Linked DNA regions of Homo sapiens: region 2 is linked to region 1. A link is a contact called in ENCODE Hi-C data. All regions are on one chromosome and are shown on one strand. Each heading gives the region's core, a stretch centred on a gene start or an enhancer-like site at or near the end of the contact. The rest is flanking DNA. Distances are from core to core; before and after follow the strand shown. Region 1 overlaps LOC101927189 (a long non-coding RNA gene). Region 2 holds the start of TINAG-AS1 (TINAG antisense RNA 1).

Region 1 (6,763 bases), core at 1,120-3,619:
TTTTATTAATTTATTTATGTATTTATTTGGAATTGAATTTTTTAAAACCATAAAAATCTCCAAACAAAGAGGAAAACGTTCTGACTTTATCAGAGGAATACAATTGCAGTTTTCCCTGATTTTACAGAACTATCTCTGTATAAAGTTTTTTTCTTGATTTATTTTTTTTGGTTTTTTATTTGCATACATTTTAAGAAGTACAAATGCAGTTTTATTACATGGATGTATTGCATAGTGGTGAAGTTTGGGCTTTTAGTATAAATATCACCTGAATAACATGCATTATATCCACTAAGTAATTTCTCATTCCTTACCCCCTCCCACCAACCCACCCTTTTGAGTCTTTAACGTCTATTACTCCACACTCTATGTTCCTGTGTACACATTATTTAGCTTCCACTTATAAGTGAGAACACGCTGTATTTGACTTTCTGTTTCTGAGTTGTTTTACTTAAGATAATAGCCTCCAGTTTCTCCATGTTTTTGCAAAAGACATGATTTCATTCTTTTTTATGGCTGCCTAGTATTCCATGCTGTATATATACCATGTTTTCTTTATCCATTCATCCATTGATGGATACTTAGGTTGATTCCATAACTTTGCTATTGTGAATAGTGCTGTGATTAAACTATGAGTGCAGGTGTCTTTTTTATATGATTTCTTTATTTTGGGTAGATATCAGTAAATCCCAGTAGTGGGATTGCTGGGTTGAATGGTAGTTCTATTTTTAGCGCTTTGAGAAAGCTCCATACTGTTTTCCATAGAGGTTGTACTAATTTACATTCCTGCCAACAGTGTATAAACATTCTTTTTTATCCCTATCCTCATCAACATCCATTTACTTTTTAGTACTGGCTATTCTGACTGGTGTAAGGTAATATGTCATTGTGGTTTTAATTTGCATTTATCTGATGATTAGGGTTGTTAGGCATTTTTTCATATGCTTGTAACTTTTGGATTTCAGAGAACAGGTGATCCTTGTTAGTTAGGTGATCTTCACTGGCCAGATGATTCCCCCGGGTCAGGCCATCCCCTGGTCAGGTGATCCCTGCTTGTCCAGTCAGCTGTGGTGGAGGCAGAGTCTGGATGACAAGAGTATAAACATGAAACCCAGATTTCAGGGAATAAGGATTATGGGATAGGTAGAGACTCCAGCAGGCATCATCTAGAGCAGGGGTCCCCAGCCCCTGGGCCTTGGACTGGTACTGGTCTGTGGCCTATTAGGAACCAGGCTGCACAGCAGGAGGTGAGCGGCAGGTGAGCAAGCGTTACCACCTGAGCTCCGCCTTCTGTCAAATCAGCTGTGGCATTAGACTCTCACAGAAGCCCAAACCCTATTGTGAAATGCGCATGCGAGGGATCTAGTTTGCATGGTCCTTATGAGAATCTAATGTCCTAATGCCTGATGGTCTGAGGTGGAAGTTTATTCCTGAAACCAACTCCCAACCGCCACCCCTGGTCAATGGAAAAATGGTCTTCCATGAAACTGGTTCCTGGTGGCAAAAAGGTTGGGGACCACTGATCTATAGTAACTCCTGGTAATTACATCTGTATGATATTTTAAATCCGTTTTGTAAGACATGTACAGTGTGGTATCGATAAGGATGCTGGATTGCAAGCTATTGACCTTGGTAATCATTATGATACTCATGTGACCACCTTACTCATTAGTCTGAATTCATCTAGATACAAGCATAACACTAAGTCTCCCCATTAAAATCAACAAATCAATCAATTCATCCATAAAAAAAAGAACATTAAGGAAAGCCAGATAAACAAAAACTGGTTACATGAGTATCATAATGATTACCAAAGCAATGAGTAGACATGGTTTATCAAAGTGAGGGGCAGAATGTAGGGAAGAAAGCAAGCTGAGGACTCACTGAGGCCAATAAAGGATCTACTTTTCTGCCAACCACAAACCAGGGTAAGTAAGAGTGTTAGGCCATTAGGTTGATAAGTAGCAATAACTTATTGTCCATGTCCTTGATCAATCAGTTGTGTATTAATAAAGGAACAATTTTGAAAACCTCTTGCAATTGACCTCTGGAGTGCATTTGCTGTTTGCTTTGGTCCTTGGCAGTAGCTGAGGAGTGGAATTTACCGCCCTCTTTAGCAGCACTTACAGAGAAAGTCATGCCCAAGGGATTCTGTCATCCCAATTTTATTCATTGAATCAGGAGGAAGTCAACATCTCCATAGCTTTGGGGGTTGGATTCTGTCAGAATGAGGTGAATGGAAGACCATGTAGATCATTTCTATTTATTTAAAATTCAAGGCCAGACATAATAAAATAAGAGGAGCTTGATAAATTAATTTTTGCTTCCTAGGAAAGCACTGTCTTAGAACCTGGCTCACCTGATTTTGCCGATGAGTCAACTTTGAAGTGTGCCTCATTCTGGAAAGTGAATCACGTAATCACAGTAAGTTACACATATACAGGCATAGATGGCTCCTTGATGCTATATTTAAGCCAGTGTTGTACCATCTTTTCTGTCTGCAATTCCTGACATTTGTCAGATGAGGTCAATATAAAGGTATGCACTTTTTGACAAGGACGTGGTTGTCATGTTAGCTTCTTATGCCCTTAACTGCCATTTTGAAGATCAAGTTTAATTTCCCAGTCTTTGGATTGAAGAAAAGCTCAATTCCCAGTTAGCTTTACATGGCTACAATGTTATGACACACTTCTATTGAGAAATATAAAGATAATACCTATGATTGACATTAGTACTTTCATGGCTTTGTGTGTAGGTTACATGGGTGTTATACAATGATATCTGTAATGCCACTAGACCAGTCTCCGTTACTTCTGCTTTAGTTGTTTTATTAGTCTGTTTTGCCTTGCTATACAGAAATACCTGAGGCTGGGTAATTTAAAAAGAAAAGAGGCTTGTTTGGCTCACAGTTCTGCAGGCTGTATAAGCATGGCACCAGCAACTGCTTGGCTTCTGTGGAGGCCCCTGGAAGCTTCCAGTCATGGTGGAAGGTGAAGGGAAGGCAGGTATGTCACATGTTGAAAAAGGAAGCAAGAGAGAGGGGAGGGAGGCACCAGACTCTTTAAACAACCAGCTCTCACATGAACTAATAGATCAAGAACTCAGTTTCACAGGGAATTCCTGAGGGCTCCACCCTCGTGACCCAAACACTTCCCACCAGGCCCACCCTCCAACACTGGGGGTCACATTTCAATGAAATTTGGAGGGACTAACATCCAAACTATATCAGTTGTAATTGATTACATTAATGGATTTTCACTATTTTACTGGTTGCACTTAGGATAAAAGTTAAAGGATTTTAATATTAGCCTATGACACATGTTAGCTTGGGACAGAACCGAGCCTTTAGTATCAACCAAACTACCAGGCAACATGTGACTTTTTTTTACATGGCAGAATATACTTCATTGTATTTCCACGTTCTGCAAAGTTTTTTGGGGATAGGGCACTGATATTAATGAAAATTTTTATTTATGTATCATGTAAATATTTAAATTGTTTAAGTGCATTTTGGCATTATGCACTTCATAAATATACACAATGTTATAATTGTTAAAAATATTAGGTAAAAAATAAATATAAATTGTAGTTATGATCATTTCTTTTTGCCTACTCTGGGGGTATGTGCGCTCTATTTGGACTTCTCTATCAAGGTCACAAAATCATGATTAGATCCACCTTTCATATAACTAGGGAAATAAAAACAAACCAATATTACCATTCTGGAAGGAACTTTTCTGAGTCTTTTTGTCCAACTACTTGCTTTTTAGGCACAATTAGGAGGTTGTTTCTAGATAACATTAATAATTGATTCTATGTGGTTTTCAAAGTTCTAAATTTTAAAGAACTCACTCAATCATGCGTCAGAGTATAATTATCCCAAATAACTGGAAAAGCATATAAGTGATGACATGACTGTGATTCATTTCCTCTGTGTGGTCATTGTCTGACTCTGTGGAATCAAATGTTCATTTGAGAGCCAGGGGTGCCTGGGACCTGGGAAAAATGCACCCCTGCCCAGGATCCTCATTCTGTGAGTCACACACACAAAACCAAGGGTTGGTGAGTGACAGCTAAGACCAAGGTTGGAACCTACTCATAGGAGAAGCTTCATTTTGTTCTTCTCCAGCAGCGCCTATATAGCCACTTCTAATCTGCAATTCGAGGGATGGAAGGGTGTATTCAGTTTTTCTTCCCTAGTAATTTGAAACCAACTTGATAACAGCTTGTTCAAATGAAGAATGGATAGAACATCTGTTTAAATCAACTCTGAGAGGCAGAAACGGAACTTTTGTGTGCCTAATATTCCCATTGGCTAACCCTGTCCCTAAGCCTCCGTACCATGGCTTCTGAGAGTTTTTGGCCAAATGCCTAGTGGGAGGGCATGGTCCTGTTGGGAATGGTTTTTCTGCTTGGAGATGGCTTTGGCTTAGCATCTTTCTGTTCTCCAAGGCTGTTTACTCTGCCACCTATCCAGAAAGAATTTTTTTTTATGAGTCCACAATTTTTCAGTCCTGGAAAATTTTACAGTGTTTTCACAGACATTATTTCATTTGATGTTCATAATCCTTCAGGGTAAATAGGGTAGGTTGCTGGTGTCCGCGCATTATGGATAATGAATCAGAGATTCAGAGAGGATAAATCTGACTTCTACTCCAAACAAAAAGCAGAAAAATTATAGCAGAAGAAGCATATATCATTCTAGTTTTCAGCATATCTAGATTAATTCTGATTCATTTTTAATTTCAGCTGAATATGTTGTGCTTTCTCTATTGCTATCCTGGGGTTCATTTAGGGTGGAGCCACCTAGACATCATATACATGCCTTGGCTGCATTTACATCTCACCCCTCCTGCTTCCCCAAGTATAATCACCCCAGTGCTATGAAACCGATTAGAAGAAAATGAAGTGTTCAGTGCTAACTCCAAAATTCCAGGTGCTATGATACTGCTGCATACATCCAAAGGGACTTCTTACTTTAAGAAGCCCCCTTTTAAATGAAACTCTTGACTTCTTAGTGTTGCCTCAGAAATGTGCTCTTCATTGCAGAGAATATTACAGAGAATGTTCTGCTGCTTTGTGGAGGAACCATAGGAACTGTGCACGATCTTTCTTACCACAGAGTCACAAGGAGAAAATTGGCAGCTTAGGAGACCAGCCAGCTAAATGAAATGTCAGCCAACAAACAACTTAAATGCTCTTGGATCATTTTTCCTCTACTTTATCAAGTAGTTTTAGTTTGGGGGAAGTCAACAATCTTCTATGTTGCTTCCTTACTCAAGATTTCTCTGTCTCTGTCTTCTGAGGCATTTGTTTCTTTATGCCTGGATCTGCCACTTCACGTTTTGCCTCTTTTTCCATATCTACCTCTGACTCTATCTTCATCTTTTTCTCTCTCCCTTTATTTTCTTTATTTTTGGTTTCTCTCTTTCATTTTCTCTTATATTGTCTGTCACCTTGATTTCTATAAACACGTAATTATCACTAACAGATTAAAGAGCTTTATAAATGATGGTGAAAATTTGAAACAAATTTCTTAAAGAATCTTTGAATCATTGTGTGTGTGTGTGTGTGTGTGAGAGAGAGAGAGAGAGAGAGAGAGATTTAAGAGAGAGAGAGAAAGAGAAAGGTATTTATTGTTGACCTGTGATTTTCTCAATCCTAATCCTCAAATGAGAGTTGTAGAACTGGGATTGGAACCTGCAGCCAGCTAGGGACCACATCACACTGCCTTCCTCCTAGTCTCCAAACATATAACTGAAATATTATTGTATCTTGCTCTTAGTACCTCTCCTGTATAAATGCGCTCATGCATTTCTTTTCAAATAACTGTAATTCTAGATACATTTGCATAAATAGGATTAGAATCTTGCAAAAGTGTATTCTATCCAAAGGGTGTCTGCACAGGAGAAGGAGGCCAGCAGGTGTCAGTCTCACCTCAGAAGAAGAGCTGAGAATAGTTTCATTGTGGTTTTTCTTCATCGGAGTTTGCTTTTTTGAATGAACTTTCAAATAACCTAAGTTAAGTTCTTGTTTGTTTTAAGCAAACTCTGGGTTGATTTAAAAAGAAAGTAGGCTATCTCAACCTCATACCACCCCACAACCTGAGTTGTATACGGATTATTCTCTTGTTAAAAACCCAGCTATTGGATTGGGATATAATTTTATTATTGCTGGGCATCTGGGCATCATTTAATAGGTACTTTGAAATTTTTTTAATTGCATGGTAATTGAGTCATGATAGAGAAGTGTCCCTTTGGATGAGTGCAGCAGTATCATAGCACCTGGAATTAATTTTGGAGTTAGTCATCATCTGTACCAACCACACATTCTCCCACCCCATTTTCAGCTGAGGAAACAGGTTCAGAAAAGATTTGTTCAAAGACTCATGGCTGTGAGGAAGAGGGTCAGCATTAGGACTAAAATCAAGAGCCAAGTGGCTGAGTCTTTAATGAGCATATTCAGATTGACGGGGCAAAGCAACATCAGGCCCTAGTGGGCTGTCTGGATCTGCAAATGTTCACAAGTGATTATCTTCAGTGTAATCCCCATGGCAACATAGCAAAGTGCCTGCCGTAGCTGGATGAGAACTATGATTATGCTAGAGAAAGAAAGAAACTCCTAGGGACAGCTTGATTGAGGAGGGGTTGTTATGCATGTCGCCTCGCAGTGTTGTTTCTCCTTAGGCAGCAGTGGCAGCGATGTTTGAGAGGGGCCTATGGAGCTTGTTTACATAATCAACCGGAAAGCACTTGTCCATGTT
Region 2 (6,702 bases), core at 313-2,812, 380 kb after region 1:
TCACTAAACAACTGTAGTAGAACTCTCACGAAATACAACCCTCATACTTTTAAAATCCTCATGAGGTGGGAATTATTATTTCATTTTGCCAGAAATAAGAGACTGAGAGTGTTAAGACAACTCTTCAGGTTATCTGACTTCAAAATTAATGGTCTATGAATACTGTATCTATATGCGTACACGTACGTGTATGTGTGTGTGTGTGTGTGTGTGTGAAAAGGAAAGATACAGTGTCAAGATTCCTCAAAGTCTGGTTGCCTCTTAGGTTTTCTCAAACAATTGCTCTGTTCCCTCTTTTACTAGAAAATTCTTTAGGATAAAAACAAATGCAGTTTTTTTAATATCTAAAATTATATTCTTTCTTGCTTTGAACTACATGTTTAATATATAGATTAAAACATTTGCTTAATTTTTCAACAAGAAATTCTTTAAAAACACATAATACATGTCAAGTACCATGGCAGGCATTAAGAATACAAATATCAATAGAATAGTGCCTCTGTCCTCAGCATCGAGATAGAGAAGAGGGAGGGAGGGAGGGAGAGAGAGAGAGAGAGAGAAGAAAGTGCCAATGTCCAATGTCTTAAGTGTGTAGATGGAGATAGGATAGGGATATACATTGAGTAGCGAAGATGTGCATTATCTAGGAAGGCACATAATTCCAAATCTGGGGACCAGGGAAGGTTGCCAGGAAAAAATGACACCTACTGTGGAATGTAGTCAGGCAAGTAGAAAGTATTAAGGATATATGAAAACAGAAAGCTGCTCCAGGAAATATGAGCAGGAAATGCCTAATCTCACAGGGAGATAGAATATGACATATTAAAGGAATCTGAAGGAACTTATGAGTAAGTGTAGAGCAAGGAGGAATCTAATAAAAAATGATACTAAGAGGTAGCCAAGACAGGGGGCCATTCTTCTATTTAATGATGACTACTTACTGATCTTGGAGCCTATCCTGGCTTTCTTCCCTGTCTCTGAGTTTTCTTTACATTCTTCCATTGTTTCTATATTAACTTACATGCCTTTGCAGCAACATTGTTTGATTTACAGTGTAAATTCTAAGACGTGTTCATGTGACATCTCTTTTCCCCGTATCCTTTGAAATGATGTTCCTGATAAAGAGACCAATATGTCTTTTACGTTTGCAAGCAGTTCAGTTCAGCATCCTAGTTCTGAGTCATTCTACTTTGAGATAAATCTGAGTTTAGGAACTGTGACCAAAGTAAAGAAAGAGGATTTCAGTAAACTGCAAGGCAAGTAGTGGAAGCTGAATAACATTTAAAAAGTAAAAGGAATGTTTTCCTGATGCACTTTGGCAAAGATGAGCTCCGGGAAATACATACATAAATTTGCCTGACCTTGAAGTGCACATAGTCTAATAGTGGAGACAGCTACATGGACAGGTAATATTGTAAATTCATTGGTTTAGAAATGAATGGCATAAAAGTATATAGAAGCAAAGAGAAGAACCCTACCTGAGCATGTGCAGGTGCTGTAGAGATGGTACAAGTGAAAACTGGAGTAGAAAATGGCCCAGAATTAAAGGCGAACGTGTTAATTATTCATTTGAGCATCCTCTACTGTGAACTCTTTATTGTTGTTCTTTGTTTATTTTTCTAGTAGAGTGCTAGTTTTTAAAACTTGTTGTGTATGAGCTCATTATGCATTGAAAGCTGTCTTAGTTCCTTCAGACTGCTGTAACAAAAATATCATACACTGGGTGACCTACACAACATTTATTTCTCACAGTGTTGGAGGATGGAAAGTCTAAGATTGTAGTACCAGCATATTTGGTGTTTGATGAAGGGCCTGCTTTCTTGTTCATAAATGACTGTCTTGCTGTGTCCTCACACAGGGGAGCTCTCTATGGTGTCCTTTATAGGGGCTAATCCTATTTATGAAGATTCCACCTTCATCAAGTAATCACTCCCAAAGACCCCACCTCCTAATACCATTGCAATGGGAGTTAAGATTTCAACATAGGAATTTTGGGGGGACACAAACTTTGAGTCCGTAGAGAAGAAATATCCCTTTAGAATATTGAGTAAACCCCATTATTGTTGGATTTTGTAATTTTATTTCTGATGGTTTTGACCTGTATAATATTTTAACTTTTATTCTAGATTTTTAAAAGTTATATATTATACTAAATATTATGTTACATATGTTATAATATACAACATATAATATATTATAATGTATTATATATAACATATTATATAATTATATGTTATATATTAAAGTAATTATTAAGTAATAATCAAATAATAATTTAAATATTAAATAATAGTTATTAAATCATTATATTAATTATTATTATACATTATTAAATTATTATGTAATTATGTCAAAAGTATGCCTGAAAGATATTTGGGCATATGATGTGTGGTGAAGATCTAATTTTTTTCTTCAAACTCTGAACTAAAAGCTTCAATATTGCATAATTAATAATGTACCTCTTCCTCACTCTTTTAATGCATTTTATTGCTTATTAAATTCTTATATAAATTTATTAGGGTTTGATTCTAGGGTGTCTTGTTCAACATGCTCACTTTTATAATTCAATGTATTCCACTTAGTTTTACTACCAGGTATTGCACGCATTGCTTCATTGCTCTCATTTTTCTCAATATTTATGTAGTTATTTTCTTGTTTATTTTTCCAAGTGAGATTAAAAAACAAAACAAAAACCTCAGAACAACTTAAATTGAATTTTTTTAACTAATAAAGAGATAATATAGGTATTTTTACTTTTTAAAAACTACTATTAAGTACCGTGCATTTTGTTTTCTTCAGATAAATGCTATATTTCAGAGATTCTTACATTGAAATTTTGAAGGCTTGTACATTTTTTATTACACATTTGAAGGCTACATGTAGATATTTATGATATACAATATATGAAATATATTCAGATATATTTTTAAATAATGTTTACTGTTTTCTGATCATAAAAGTAATAACGTAGATATTTGACAGTTTTGAATCGAACATTCCTGGTTTTTATGACTTGCAAAGTAGCCCTAGAATTCAAGAGTTATTTCAATATGTAATGTTTGTAAGAAAATTTGAAACATGAGCTGTAAGGCTGGTGTTTGAAAATAAGTCACTTATGCTTGCTCCTCATGAGCTTACTCATCTCCATATGCAGTAATTCTCACACGATTTTTAGAAAATCACTTTTTGCTTGTAAAAAGATGACATTCAGTGATAGTGAAAATTAGTATAATTTAGAAAAGAAAAGAACTTTGGTCTATTGATATGGAAAGAAATACACTATTATACACATTAAAACAACTCAAAAGAAATCCAAAAGCTTTGTTTCATGCTTACTAAATTGTTTGGAACTTTTAGAATGCAAGAGCACACATATATATGATAATCTCTATATGTATACTATATAAATAAATTTTAAAACTTAAAAATATAATCCAGGAGTTTTGAGCTAAAACATTAGAATCTTGTTATTAAGGTACATTTTAAAATTATACATTTCATGTTTAGGAATATTTTTGGCTGTATTAGGACTAGGAGCATGGCGTTGAGTTAGTGTATGGGAAGCAGTTAGAACAGCATTAAATAATTGAAGCACTATACACAGAGTTAGCAACAACTGTTACTATTTTAAATATCATCATTATAATTACTGCCATTATGATATTAATAAAGCCAACTCATCAATCCTTATGATTTAATTTTCTAGAAACACATAAATTTAATCTGAGTTGAAAATTAGATTAAGTAAATGATTATAGGGTTAAACCATTGAGGAAATAAATTAATACTACCCCAAATAGCTTTAGGTCCAGATAGTTTAATCTGAATTTTTTCAATGAAAAGTTACCTTATAATTACCTCCAGAAGATTTTAAATTACTGAAGATTATCAGAAAACTAAAAAGAAATGGCCAAACAGGGAAGAGGAAAACAATGAGGAGTTGATGTCACACAGACCTAGAGGAAAGAGAGTTCTAAGAAGGCAGGAATGGCCTGTAGTGTGGAATGTTGCTGAGATGTCAAATAAAACCAGGACTAAAAAAATGCCCAGTGAAGTCTGAAGAAAAAGAAATAAATAAATGACAGTTGGTTCTTCTTGCTGAATCTTTGAATTCGTGTCTGCTGTTATAATTGCATGCTCAAATGTCATTACAATATTATTTTATGCCCACCTTAAGTCCTGACAAATATGATTTCTTTTATGTGAGTTTACTTGGCATTAATATATTTCTATATTGTGGGTGTATTAAAGGTGGTGAAAAGAAAAGATTACATGAAGGCTAAGAAAATCCTTTGGCTGTTATGTTGAATGACTTCCAAAAATATTTGAACCTTACTACAAAGTGAAAAAAATGCAACCAATATAAATTATAAATTATGAAATATATAATATGAAATAGAAATTATTTCATTTATTTATATACTCTCAAGTTTATTCTTAATTCAAACTTTCAACAAATTTTATTGAGTGATGGTTGTGTACCAGGCATCCTGCTAGTGCTGGAGATATGGAGATGAATAACATGGAGAGCCTTGGTAAATAAAATAAAGTAAATTATGACCCTTGGATTTGTTGCAGCCATCAATTAGTCACTCAAGGAAGCCACTGAGAGGTCCCACAGGACTGTTGGGATCTTTTGAGCTGAACTCACTGTCGGAAGAGTAGAGGTGCAGAGGGCCCTGGGGATGTTGAAACTGATAGATGGGCTTTATTTTTTTTCTGTTTTCAGTGCTGATTGAATCATGTTGCCTTGTCTGTCAGTACTGAATCAACTTGACAGAACAGTTTGTGTTCCATTTGTTTTGTCTTGTTTGACACTGGTCCTTCATTGATTCATCATCTCAAACACTGATCAGGTCTGTTCCACTCCGTAAGTGCTATTGCTATGAACTGACCTATTACAAAACAAAGCAAGACAAGGCAAATAACAACAGTAAGAAGGAAAAGCTTTCTTTTTATTCAGGCAAAGACATTGTAGGAATGTTGTTTTTAAAAGAATTCTTAGAAAGCTATCTTTACATTCCAAAAAAATGTCACTTACGAAAACTGTGTGTGTGTGTGTGTGTGTGTGTGTGTCAGAGAGAGAGAAAGAACTTTTTGACTTGAGGTCAAGTGTAGGACTAGTCTTGATTGTGAAGGAATGCTTTATAGCATAAAGAACGAGGATACTGGGGTCAAGCTTAGATTCAAATGCTAGTTCTGTCCTCGCTGGGTGATCTCAGGCAGGTCGTATGATCTCTCTACATCATGGTTTTCTCATCTATTCCACTGGGATAATAAGTTTCCCTCTGTCTTATTGTGAGGATTAAATGAGATATGTGTCTGCTCCCTTATGCTCACTTTATACTTTCTTTAGTTTTTAAAATTCAAACGTTCTTTAACTTTTTTATTACTCTGAATGTATTTTCAGAATTAAAAAAATAGAATTTAGAATGATTCTAATTATGATATTAATGAGTATTTATCTATAATGTGATATAATTTTACATTTATTTTTAAAATTTATTATTTATTTATTTAATTTTGACCTACCTTACCTTGATTTCACAGGTAGATGAATAAAGGTAGTAAGGAAAAGAGAAATGTAATGACAGGAAGAAACAATTTCTTTGGTAAATGCGATAAAATTTTTTATGATCTTAGATAATGTGATTCTATTTGTTTAAGAAAGACACATAAGTGGTAGGAATTTGGTCATTTACACTTAACCTCTATTGGATTGCATTAAATCACTGTGGTAGAAAACAAAACTTTTTTAGTTGGGAAATACCAAGGACAGATGCAGTGCATGAACAATTGTTCAATTAGGGAAGGTGATTACAGTCAGTTCCTTAAATTTATAGAGATCTGGGAGCAATGGATTATACAAAGTTTGAGATTATGCTTTAGCAGGTTTATAAAATGGCTTTCAAGTCATGTTTTTTTTTTTTTTTTTTTTTTTTTTTGAGATGGAGTTTTACCCTTGTTGCCCAGACTGGAGTACAATGGCATGATCTGGGCTCACTGCAACCTCCGCCTCCTGGGTTCAAGTTATTCTCCTGCCTCAGCCTCCTGAGTAGCTGGGATTGCAGACACCTGCCACCATGTCTGGCTAATTTTTGTATTTTTAATAGAGACGGGGTTTCACCATGTTGGCCAGGCTGATCTCGAACTCCTGACCTCAGGTGATCTGCCTACCTTGGCCTCCCAAAGTGCTGGGATTACAGGTGTGAGCCACTGCGCCCAGCCTCAACTAGTTTTAATGTCTATAGACACTTCAGATTTTGGGATGCCTGTGAAATAAAATGTTATTAGCCCCTGGTACAGTGCTACCTTCCAAAGTTAGCTTAATACTTTTTGGTGATTTTATTTTATAATTGAATACCTCTGTCATAGGTGTTGCTCTCAAATTATCAAATATAATAGAATTCACATAGTGATTTAGAAAGTTTATGTTTGTGAATTTCCAGAGATTTGGGGGTGAAGGGAGAGGACATCAGGGCTAAGCTATAAGGTGGCTTCTGACTTCTGTCAACTGAAATATGGATTGGTTGTCCCATGAAAAAGAGAGCACTTGCTGGGTTATTACTATACATCTGTATATGCATGTGATATGAGATTACCACTGCAGAATCTAGGGTTAGGATTTTATCCGATCCTCCAAGAATATTATATAAATACATACATATATATATATATATATATATATATATATATATATAT

What was found. Hi-C counts contacts between places; a loop is a spot of excess contacts on that map. Pooled maps may share reads with other maps.
Region 2: a map of PC-3 shows a loop between it and region 1 (4-fold over the local background). The contact joins the promoter of TINAG-AS1 here to the enhancer-like site in region 1. A Hi-C loop is called at or near these places in 1 of 168 maps with a recorded cell type or tissue (PC-3), 2 of 37 single-sample maps with no recorded cell type and 3 of 50 pooled maps.

Annotation. Positions count from the first base shown.
Region 1 is chr6:53,980,427-53,987,189 of GRCh38, forward strand. It overlaps LOC101927189 (a long non-coding RNA gene), which reads left to right. Exons shown (of 4, transcript NR_125842.1): 2 at 2,332-2,424. Among named protein-coding and RNA genes, the nearest start is that of MLIP-IT1, 15 kb to the right of the region's middle. RefSeq lists an enhancer at 3,201-4,400. Within about 2 kb of position 2,370, at least 3 of the 41 ENCODE cell types and tissues checked have a DNase peak (open chromatin) inside an H3K27ac peak, as active enhancers do; they include PC-3, where a contact is called at or near this core.
Region 2 is chr6:54,366,064-54,372,765 of GRCh38, forward strand. TINAG-AS1 (TINAG antisense RNA 1) reads right to left here and starts at 1,563. Exons shown (of 3, transcript XR_001744174.2): 1 at 1,479-1,563; 2 at 942-1,115. All of the region lies in intron 9 of TINAG (tubulointerstitial nephritis antigen), which reads left to right.